2 separate regions of the Homo sapiens genome follow, and region 2 is linked to region 1. Evidence: read pairs that join two places in POLR2A ChIA-PET (ENCODE). Cell type or tissue: Caco-2. All regions are shown on one strand. Links, peaks and the distances in the headings refer to the core of each region. The heading gives the core; the rest is flanking DNA.

Region 1 (5,118 bases), core at 1,617-4,116:
ATAGCTCAAATCCATCCACTTCTCTCCATGTCTACTGTCTACAGATAGACCCAGGTCATAGTCCGGGTCACCCTTATTTCTTGCCTGGACTATCTTCTGCCTCCACTCAGCCTCACTCTACCCCCTCTATCACCCAACAGCTATTCCATGTTGAAAATATAAATAAGATTATGGTTACTGTCACAGTAAAGCTCTTCAAGATCTTCCCATTACACATCATATCAAATCCCAACTTCCTCCCATGGCCCTGACCCGAGTGATGTGATCCCTGCCATGGCCCACTTCTCGCAGGTGCCTTGCTCACACTGACCTTCTTTTTGTTCCTCACATATCACAAACTCTTCCCCAGATTAGGATCTTTGTACCTGTGGTCCCCTAGCTTGTTCTATGTCTCCACCTTGGAAGCTTCTGAAATGTTTTGCCGCCACTCTTGACTTTTCTTGCTCCTTCTCATCAACCTTGGGTCTCAACTTCAATGCCAATTTCTTACAAAGGCCTTCCCTGGCCATGTCTGCTTTCCCCACTGCACCCTACCTAGACTGGGTGCCCCCATCATATGCTGCCAAAGCATCCAGCTCTTTCCCTGCAGGGACTCACCTCCCACATGTCATGGCTTGATCAAAGTCTGTATTCCCCAATGTAATTAAGCTCCTCTTCACAACTGTCCTCAACATGTAGATCAGGGCCCGGTGTGCTGTAGGCCTTTAATAAAGGGACATTGAATTTTCTGCTTCAATTTTGGTCTTATGTGTGCTCCTAGTTAAAATCACTTTGCTCCCATTTAATTTTTTTAAATTTCCTATTCAAATATTAGTATGTAAGAGAGTGTGACTCTCTCCATCTCCCAAGCAGAAACTCAGCCCTTAAACTTACCATTCATTCATTCGATTATTCATTCAACATAAAAATGTTTATATAGTACCTACTCCGTGCCTGGCACTGTGTCAAGCCCTGGGAATACAAAGGTGAATTATACTTTCCCTGTGCTAGTGAAGCTAACAGTCTTCTGGGGGATGTTTGGTTGTCTTCTGTCTTCAAAATCCATAAACGCTAGATGGAAGACTCTCAGACTAAAAATCAAAAATCTATCCTTTCAAAGCTGGAAGCCTACATATTCTCAGTGGAGGAGACTCTTCTTACCTTTAAGGAACTCCTTGTTTTGTAAAAAGCTTCCACCTGTAATAGACCATTTAATTATGAAAATGTAAAACAAGGACCTTTTTCTGAAATAGAGTTTTTAGCACTGAAGGGTTAACTATTCAGTCTGATCATTGGAAAGGCTGTTACAAGCAAAGCTGTATCCCACTCAGCTACATTATCTGAAATGTTTCATTGCTAAGTATGGATTTTTAAAAAATCGCTTTATAGTTTTTACACAAATAATGCATGTTTATTGGGAAAATTCAAATTATAGCAAAAAGGTCCAAAAAGGTAAAAATTACTTAAAATCCCATGAATCAGAAATGACCATGGTCAATACATTGATGGAACATCTTACAAGACATCTCTTTATGCACACACACACACACACATACACACACATGCACACACACATAAATAGCTGATATTGATTAAGCACTTATTTATGCAAAGTACAGAGTGACACGCCTTTTATATTTGATGAAATGCTACGATAACCTACAATGTAGTCATGGTTACCAACATTATCATTCTCCTTTTTATAAAGGAAGAAACTAAGGCACAAGCCATTAAAGAACTAGCTGTTGTGAATGCACATATTCCTATAGCCTGTGAGGGTTTACAACTCTCAGAAGTGTTTGTAACCTGCCTTGGAAGCTTCATTTTTTTAGAAACTGGTATTTGCAAAATGCTTTGTTAATCATTAAAGGATATAAGAGAATTTGTTTGAAATATTTTGTACATGAAGCCCATTTCTTACTTTGCTATATTCTGTAAAATCTTGCATTCTCTGCTTTCTACAGCTCAGTCCCTTCCAACCTCTCCTAGCGTCTCCTATACCTCCTTCCTTTTCCTTGTCATTAAACTGGTGTTTTTGCTGTCCTTACTGTTCCCACCTCCCACCTGGCCATCACATTGCCATCAGCACACCTTTGCTTTTATAGTAATCACTAAAGGAGATGTCCCTTCCTGTAACCAGTGCTACCTTTCCTTCCCAGGCCACCTTACATATCTCCTCCTCCTTCATGACCTGGCTGATCCTCAAGGATCTTTTATTGATGCTTGACATTCTGGAAGGTGCATAAAAAGGAAAAGAGATACACAATGCTGAAATGGAGAGAGGTGAGGGGTTTTACAACCATTTTACAGATAAGAAAATGGAGGTTCAGAAAAGTGAAGTCATTTCCTGAGTTTATACACATAGCGATGAAACTAGAATTCAAATCCAAGTGAACCTAACTCTCAAGCTCTTGCTCTAACCATGACACAATACTGCCTGCTTTCTTGACTCACTCTTTTTGAGATGCAGAACCATTCTAAACTTTTGCACTCTAACAAAAATGGTACTTATGAATCCTGTGATCAATGTCAGGGAACCATAATACTCTGTAAACCAAGCTGAGAAAACAATAGGTTACTAAGTAAGAGAATGAATAAATAAATGTGTCAATGTGCACAACTGCAATTTCTAGCCTGAATTTGTATTGGGTGATGGTGAAGTCATACAGAGAAAGTAAGCCATAAAACTTTGTATTTATTCTAACAGCCAGGTAAGGGCCCTGAGCAAGCTCAAAAGGCCCTGAGTGAATGGAGTTAGTGTTTCGACATGTTTATCTTGAAGTGTAGTGAAACCTATTCATTCTATTTGTATAATGACTAATGCTTCTGTGGATGTATCATTTACAATATGGTGGCATTACTAATGTGCCACATTAGAGGTGATTTAAAGTGTTGAATCAAATCAGTTAAGCTCTTCTAAGTCAACTCTAGCTACCCACCTCATGTGGTGTAAGGTTTCCACTGCAGAGAGAGACCATGCTAAGCAGTCCAGGGATGTTGATCTCATCTGTGTTGCCTCCACAGACCTGCTTTTATAGAGCACTGTTGCATTGTGTACTGAAAACTAAATTTCAAAGGTTTTAAAAAGAGGGTAGAAAGTCAACAAAGTCCTCTGCTTCAAATGTGTCACAGATGGAGCAGAAGGAGCCCCCTGCCAGGTCATTCTGTCAGAAATGAGAATTTGTACGACTTCTGAGCTCCAAAGTGGTCTTGGGTATAATGTCTCTGAGATCAGAGCAAAAACCATCTGGGGACTGCTTCTGGCTTCCATGACCATTGGAAGGAAGTCTGTTCTCATATGAGAGTAAATATTTACTTTACCTGCTTATGATTGCTAGATGAGTTTCCATTATATGCTAGGAACTATAAGGTAAGAAATTATTCTATACATTTCTCTATTTATTCATGAAAAATAAGGATATTCAAAGACAAAGATATCAGTGGAAAAGAATACACACCGGCCGGGCGTGGTGGCTCAAGCCTGTAATCCCAGCACTTTGGGAGGCTGAGGCGGGCGGACCACGAGGTCAGGAGATTGAGACCATCCTGGCTAACATGGTGAAACCCCGCCTCTACTAAAAATACAAAAAATTAGCCAGGCGTGGTGGCGGGTGCCTGTAGTCCCAGTAACTCAGGAGGCTGAGGCAGGAGAATGGCGTGAACCTGGGAGGCTGAGCTTGCAGTGAGCTGAGATTGTGCCACTGCATTCCAGCCTGGGTGACAGAGCAAGACTCCATCTCAAAAAAAAAAAAAAAAAAAAAAAAATAGAATACGCACCTCTCCCAGTGAACCTCTTTCCCTATCTCTTCCTTCAGTCAGTTCTCTGTCCTGATCTCTAGTATCATGATTACAACTCTCTTTTTGATTCATTTATTCACTCAACAAACATTTGCTGAGTGCTTGTTATGTGCCCAGCCCTGGGGAATGCCCTATAGAGTAAAAACAGGCAAAGGCTCTGCTCTCAGGGAATAAAATCAAGTCAGGGAGACAGACATAAATCGCTTAATCTCTAGTTTGCCTGAATAAGATGATCCAAAAACACCCTCTTTATTTTTCTGATCATCATTGGCTGAGCTAATTTTTAAAGTGTATTTTTTTTCTCTCTTTCTACTCATCTCATCATCAATACCTGGAGTTCATTTTTTGAGGCCTACAACCAGCCTCAGAGAAACAGATATTCTCATGGTTTGCTTGTTGTCTTTGTAACATTGACATAGCCACAGACAAATTGGAGTAATGAGGCAGCCAGATACCCAAACACCTACATCTACATTGACTCTTGAAGGATTTAGCACCTGGGGTGCTGATGATTACCATGATTCATAAGCAAGTCATGTCATCATTGAGCTGTGATATTTCACTTTGAAGACCCCAACAGTTCTAGAACTACTAGGATGCAATAAAAAATTTAGTCAGCAGGCTAATGCCCTGTAGCTAAATTGCATAGGAAAACCGACACTAGACACAGGTTGTATGCTGAGCAGTTTGTGGCTGCTACCTTTATTTTATTTTAATTTTTTTGAGAGACAGGGTCTTGCTGCGTCACCCAGGCTGGAGTGCAGTGGCACAATCACAGCTCACTGCAACCTCAACCTCCCAGGCTGGAGCGATCTTCCCACCTCAACCTCCCAAATTGCTGGGATTACAGGCGTGAGCCATTGTGCCTGGCCTGGCTGCTACCTTCAAAGACTCTTAGCACCCTTAAGTAGGAAGCCTTAAAAAGTACTTTAATGAAGTCCTTTTCTCCACAGCACACATGAAGACAAACATACCAAAAGAAACTCATTCCTTAGCCTTACACTTGTTTTCTTCTTACTCCTTATAATGGAAAGGAAGGGGTGAATACAAGTTAGCAGTGGTAGAAGAGGCATTTTGCAAGGACACATGAGAGTTTGAGGTGACAAGGAATATGGTTTCCTTGACCATAAAGACATACTTTATGGTATCAGTCTACTGAGGCTGGCTTGTCCAGCAGTTGGGGATCCAGCCAGCCCTAGAGTGGCCCTTCTTCTCTTTTTTGAACTTTTACAGAGTTCTTTGTAGTTAGTTGTCTCAAAAGAAACTCCTAAGTTTGCCATTACCCAAAATGAAGCACCCCTATTGGTTAGAAGTTCATGCCAAGCCTCCTTAGAAAGCATT
Region 2 (5,118 bases), core at 1,754-4,253, 88 kb after region 1:
ACCTTCACGTCAGCTGTCCCCAGTGCCCTGCCCAGAAGGACACCTACTGAAAAAGCCCTGCCAGCTGATGGAAAAGCTCGACCATGCACCAGCTGATCTCTTTAAAAGTTAAATCTTTAAGCATTAATGCAGTGCTGAAGGAGTATTAATATTTTTGCCCCTGGGCAAAGGAACACTTGCTACTAGAGAAACAGGAGTGCTCTGCCAGCTCATCTTGGCTCCAGAGAAGGGCTTCGCACTTGTGAAATGTGTTGCTCGTGAAACAATTTCAAGACTTTTGGAATGAATAGCTGCCACCCATACCCGCTAGCTCCTCCACCAGCCCTCCCTATGCCACGTTTATGATGTCTGAGCTCCTGCTATGACTATTCCAGTCCCATGATGTCAACTTGGACTTGGCTGTTAAATAGGCCTCCTCTCCCTGGGGCTAGCACAAAGGAAGCCTGTCGAGAGGCAGCCAGGCTTCCTGACCACAATTTCCTGCACCTTTGCTCAAAGTGCCACACGTAAAAAATTTTATGGCTACTAATCAAACCAGGGCCTGAAATCACAGAGGGGGATGCTGACTGTCTGCTCCCCACAGCCCTCTTTGTTTGATTAGCCATTGTATCACTCCGGTGCTATTTAGGATCTGAAATAAATGCTAAAGTGAATTTCCGAACAATAAAATTCACAATAACAGCCACTAAATAGGGACCCACTGGTAACCACTTCCTGTAATAAAGTCCATATGTCAGCTTGACGCATTGCACCAGAAACTCAGGCCCTTCTCTCTTTGTAAATGCAGAAAAGCTTTTGTGTGCAGGCAACAGAGCTTCACCTGATGATAGCAGTGGAGTCTGGGGCCTCACAAAAGCAGGCAGGTGGCTCCAGGCTCCTGTCTCACCAGGTCGGCTCCTGTATCTCTGTGTGACCTCTCACCACAAAGTATTCCCCTGTATGCTTGGTACCCGTTGTCTGCTTCCAAGGTGAAATTCTCCTTCTGGTTTCTTGACCCTTGACAACCTGAGCTGCCTCCTCCCCCATGATACTTTACTCCTTTTCATCCCAACATACACCTCTGCTCCAGCCTCCTTCTCTGGAGTCTTGCTGAGAAAATTCCAACTGCCTATGGACCTCATGCAGAGACAGTCCTTTTTGCCCCAACCACTACTGTGCTCCCATTTCCCAGTCTGCTCCTCACTCAACTAAAGGCATCTAGGGACCTACTTTCCCCAGGATAACATCAACTCCAGCCAGCACAGTCCTCTCCCCTTCCCACCTGACCACCCATGGCACTGAATTCTGACCGTATGGTGGTCAGACAGTAGCCTCCTCACTGGTCTTGGTCTCAGGTACACAGGAGCCCTGCCAAGCCACTCTTACTGAGCTCTCTACAAGAACAGAGATGGGTTCCACCTCTTCCTCTCTCTGAGTTCTCTGGATCTTTTCCAGGGCAGCTCCACCTTCCTAATACTACATGTAATGTTCCAGGAAGGGCCTCTCTTGTCCTAGAAGTTTTATATCAAATAATATTTTTCTATCTTCATTTTCTCTCTTTGAAGTTGCCCAAAGCAGTGGCCACAAATTCAAGAGTTGAATGTAAATGTCATATCCTTCTGGCTTTGTGAGACTAGGCCAACAGCTGGGACTGGGCATCGGGCTTTGCCTGAGTCCACTCTGAACCCCATCTCCCCACCTCATCCAGACATTTCTTCCTTTTCCTAGAGGACTCCCCTTGTGCTCACTGGGTAAGGGAGCTGCGCCACCACATCACCACATTATCATATCCAAACCTGCCCCCGAGGGGTTGACCTGCTCATCAGGAACATTTTGGCAACACACAGCTCTGTTGCTTGTGCCTTGTCCTGGCACACAAAGATACAGGTACAAGAGCCAAGGCGACTCATCACTGACAGTATTCTCAGCCTGGACACTGATAGGGAATGTTATCGAGCTATTGTTAACTAGCTGGGCAAATGCTTCAGCCCAGCGGCACCCCCGAAACAGTGTGGCAGATGCTACCCTGTAGCCAGCTTGTCATCATAAACGGGTCTCCATTTTCAGAGAAACTTGAATTAACAAAAAAGATGGCCCTCTGAAGCCCAGGGCTCTTGAGATATAGAAGAGTTGTTTGCTTGGCACTAGCACTCTGGTCACCTTCCAAGAAGCAATTAGGTGAGGCCTGGCTTTGTGTTTAATTAAGTAATTAATTGTTAATTTGAGTAGATAATATACACACATGGGAAAAAATCAATCAGTACTAAAGGTTTTCTTTTCTTTTTTTTTTTTTTTTTTTGAGACGGTGTCTCACTCTGTCACCCAGGCTGGACTGCAGTGGCACGATCTTGGCTCACTGCAAGCTCCGCCTCCCAGGTTCACGCCATTCTCCTGCCTCAGCCTCCCGAGTAGCTGGGACTACAGGTGCCCGCCACCACGCCCGCTAATATTTTTGTATTTTTTTAGTAGAGACGGGGTTTCACCATGTTAGCCAGGATGGTCTCTGTCTCCTGACCTTGTGATCCGCCCACCTCGGCCTCCCAAAGTGTTGGGATTACAGGCGTGAGCCACTGTGCCCGGCCCATCTTTTTTCTTATTTTTTAAGTCAGGCATCCTGGAAGAATGGGTGGTGTATAATTTGCATAGTCTCCTTTTGTTCATAGCAGCAAGAATATCGCTGGGTGTCTGTTAGCTGAATCTTGGCAGTGTGTCCTCCTAGCTCACTCAACTTTTAGCTTGCAGGCTGGGCTGTCAATCAGGCATGGAGCAAGCTGCCATGGACCTGCCCTGGACAGGCTCCCAGGGACTGCTGGTATCTCCCCAGCTGTGCCATGAATCCCAACTTCCCTCAATTCATATTAGGATTGCTAATTGCCTAACATAATCAGGGTCACACATTGGAATATTTATTTCCACATACAGTTTAAGGAAAGAGCATTTTCTCTTCTTTCAGTTGGCTATTAAATTGGAGGAGATGTCTGCTCAAAAGCAATGTCACAACAATAAACTTAAAAATCCCTAACATTGAAAAGTGCTTAAGAGAGTGGCTTAGAGTTTCTTAATCATCCCATTATGTATGGAGACAGGAGGAAGGTCAGGCCTTCACAAGTGGCTCAGGAGATTTGTCATACACATCTTCCTAGCTATAGGAGACAGCCAGCTTTGAGATCTGTTGACAGTGCCAAAACAGATTAGGTTTCCCCAGAATTGTTAGAACATGCACCTGATTCCACCAGGGAGCTGGGCAGTGGGGTAAAAGCTGCCTCCCTCCTTGCTGAAACAGACATCAACAAGCCCTATTGTAACCACACTGGTCCACACCCCGTTGGCACTCTTACTTCTGCTTGTGTGGTCTAGATTTGCAAATCTAGGGTGATAATAATAATAGTAGCTAGCATTTATTGAGCACTGATATATGCTGGGCACCATATTCAGTCTCTTATGTACATTATTTCATTCAATCCTTGTAACAACCCCATAAGGTGGGTCCTTTTGTTATACGAACTTTTCAGGTAAAGCAATGGAGGGTTCTAAAGATGAATCGACTGGCCCAGGTAGAGCTAGGGTTTGAATGAGGAAGTCTGTGCAAATATTATATGCTATGCTGTCTCATAATCTGCATATGTTTAGTGCTCTAAGTCTTTTTGGGGTGTTTACCTTAGGACTGTAAGATAGGGATGGCATTCTTTAGTACAGATTCACCAATGGGCTTTCTTTTCCAGAGTCACATGCTGGTGGCTTCTCCACTGCATATCTGTATTATTTTATGAGGATTGAGAAACACACACACACACACACACACGCAGTGTTTCATGTTTCTTGCAAACCCAAACCAGCCCTGAAAAATGTCTCCAAGTCTTGTCAGCAGCCTTAAAAATGCAAAACAAAATTGGCCAGCTTCCTAAAAATGCCACTCCCTAGCACGCAGGTCCCAGACATGTTCGCACATGCATCTTCATGGCTTTTTAGGCAACCTGACCTTCTAGAAGGCTGGCCCAGGCCCTGGGGAACTGCAGCCAGCGTGCATACAGCTTGGTCTCCTGGCTGGTTACAGATACTCACGTTGATTTGCCACAGATTTTCCTTTGGTACCACTGCTTGCAGTTGGTGAAGTACTTCCTATTAGTGCCAATAACCTTCTGCACAGCACACACGTTGGGGCTGAAAACAAAAGCAGCAGAATTAGGAAGATGATCAGCACGTCCACCCCACTTTAATGACTCCCATCGTGTTTGCCTCCTTGGGTCACTGGAACTTTCTAGAGATAGAGGAGAGAGTCATTTCAGTCTTGGTACTGGGGATATCTTGGGTTTAGACTTTGGTTCTGTTTACCTAGATTCCCATCAGCCCCCATGAAAGCTTCCCCTGCAAAAATTGTTAAAATCTCTCTTACATACTGATGTAACTTCATGTACATATCCTTCTTTGACATGGGCAATTGATAAGTGTAAACAAAAGCATCTCTCAGGCAGCTCTCCATACAGACATGCTCTGCATGCCTGGACCAGCTGCTTGGCTCCCAAAGACAAGCCATTGTTACTGTCTATCCTATAAACCCGAGGCTTTATAGCTGGTTTAAACCATGGCTGGTTGCTCTCAGGACCCTGATAGGGGATGCTCTCCCATTTAACTCTCAGTTGTTCATTACTTAGATCACAGCTCAAGTCCCACTTCCCCCAGGAGCCTTTCTCCAATGTCCCAGATGACATGCTGCTTCCCATCCTCTGACAGTGGATACGGTCCTTATTTGATGTTGGGTTCCAAACAGAATTCCTGTAAGTGATGCGGGGAGGTGGGGGGTGTCTCTTCTCTGCATCTAACACTCAACAGAACCTTGAGGACAAGTGTTCTGCCTTGTTCTGTTGTTCACATTCTAGATGGGGCCTAGCATCCAGGCAGGGTGTAGAAGGAGCACGAAATGAACTTGTTGAAAATACTGCTCCCCAAACTACCCAGATCCAAAGAATCCTCAGGGACCCTGTGAAAAAGCAGAGTGTAAATGTCTGGGGGTTCTGCTAAGAAGCCTTTTCCAGAACCACAGGATTTTGGTTTTGCATGTTTTTTTCAAGTATACCAAGTCCTGACCCAAACTGTGCTCAGGCCAGGTGATTGTGAAAGCTTCATTAGGAGCCCCTAGGG

Evidence for each region. ChIA-PET counts read pairs that join two places held together with the same protein. Peaks named below come from ENCODE experiments on the same cell type or tissue, not always from the same donor. Only the 100,000 strongest peaks of a DNase experiment are listed, where the experiment ranks them.
Region 2: POLR2A ChIA-PET joins it to region 1 with 11 read pairs; 5 of 35 experiments call an interaction of 5 or more read pairs at or near these places.

What each region holds. Positions count from the first base shown.
Region 1 is chr5:136,121,116-136,126,233 of GRCh38, reverse strand. No RefSeq gene overlaps it. Among named protein-coding and RNA genes, the nearest start is that of SMAD5, 9.2 kb to the left of the region's middle. In Caco-2, for the core only: no CTCF peak of the experiment used is centred there; a DNase peak (open chromatin) is centred at 2,703.
Region 2 is chr5:136,032,785-136,037,902 of GRCh38, reverse strand. TGFBI (transforming growth factor beta induced) reads right to left here. Exons shown (of 17, transcript NM_000358.3): 2 at 4,042-4,140. Among named protein-coding and RNA genes, the nearest start is that of TGFBI, 6.4 kb to the right of the region's middle. RefSeq lists an enhancer at 429-478. In Caco-2, for the core only: no CTCF peak of the experiment used is centred there; no DNase peak of the experiment used is centred there.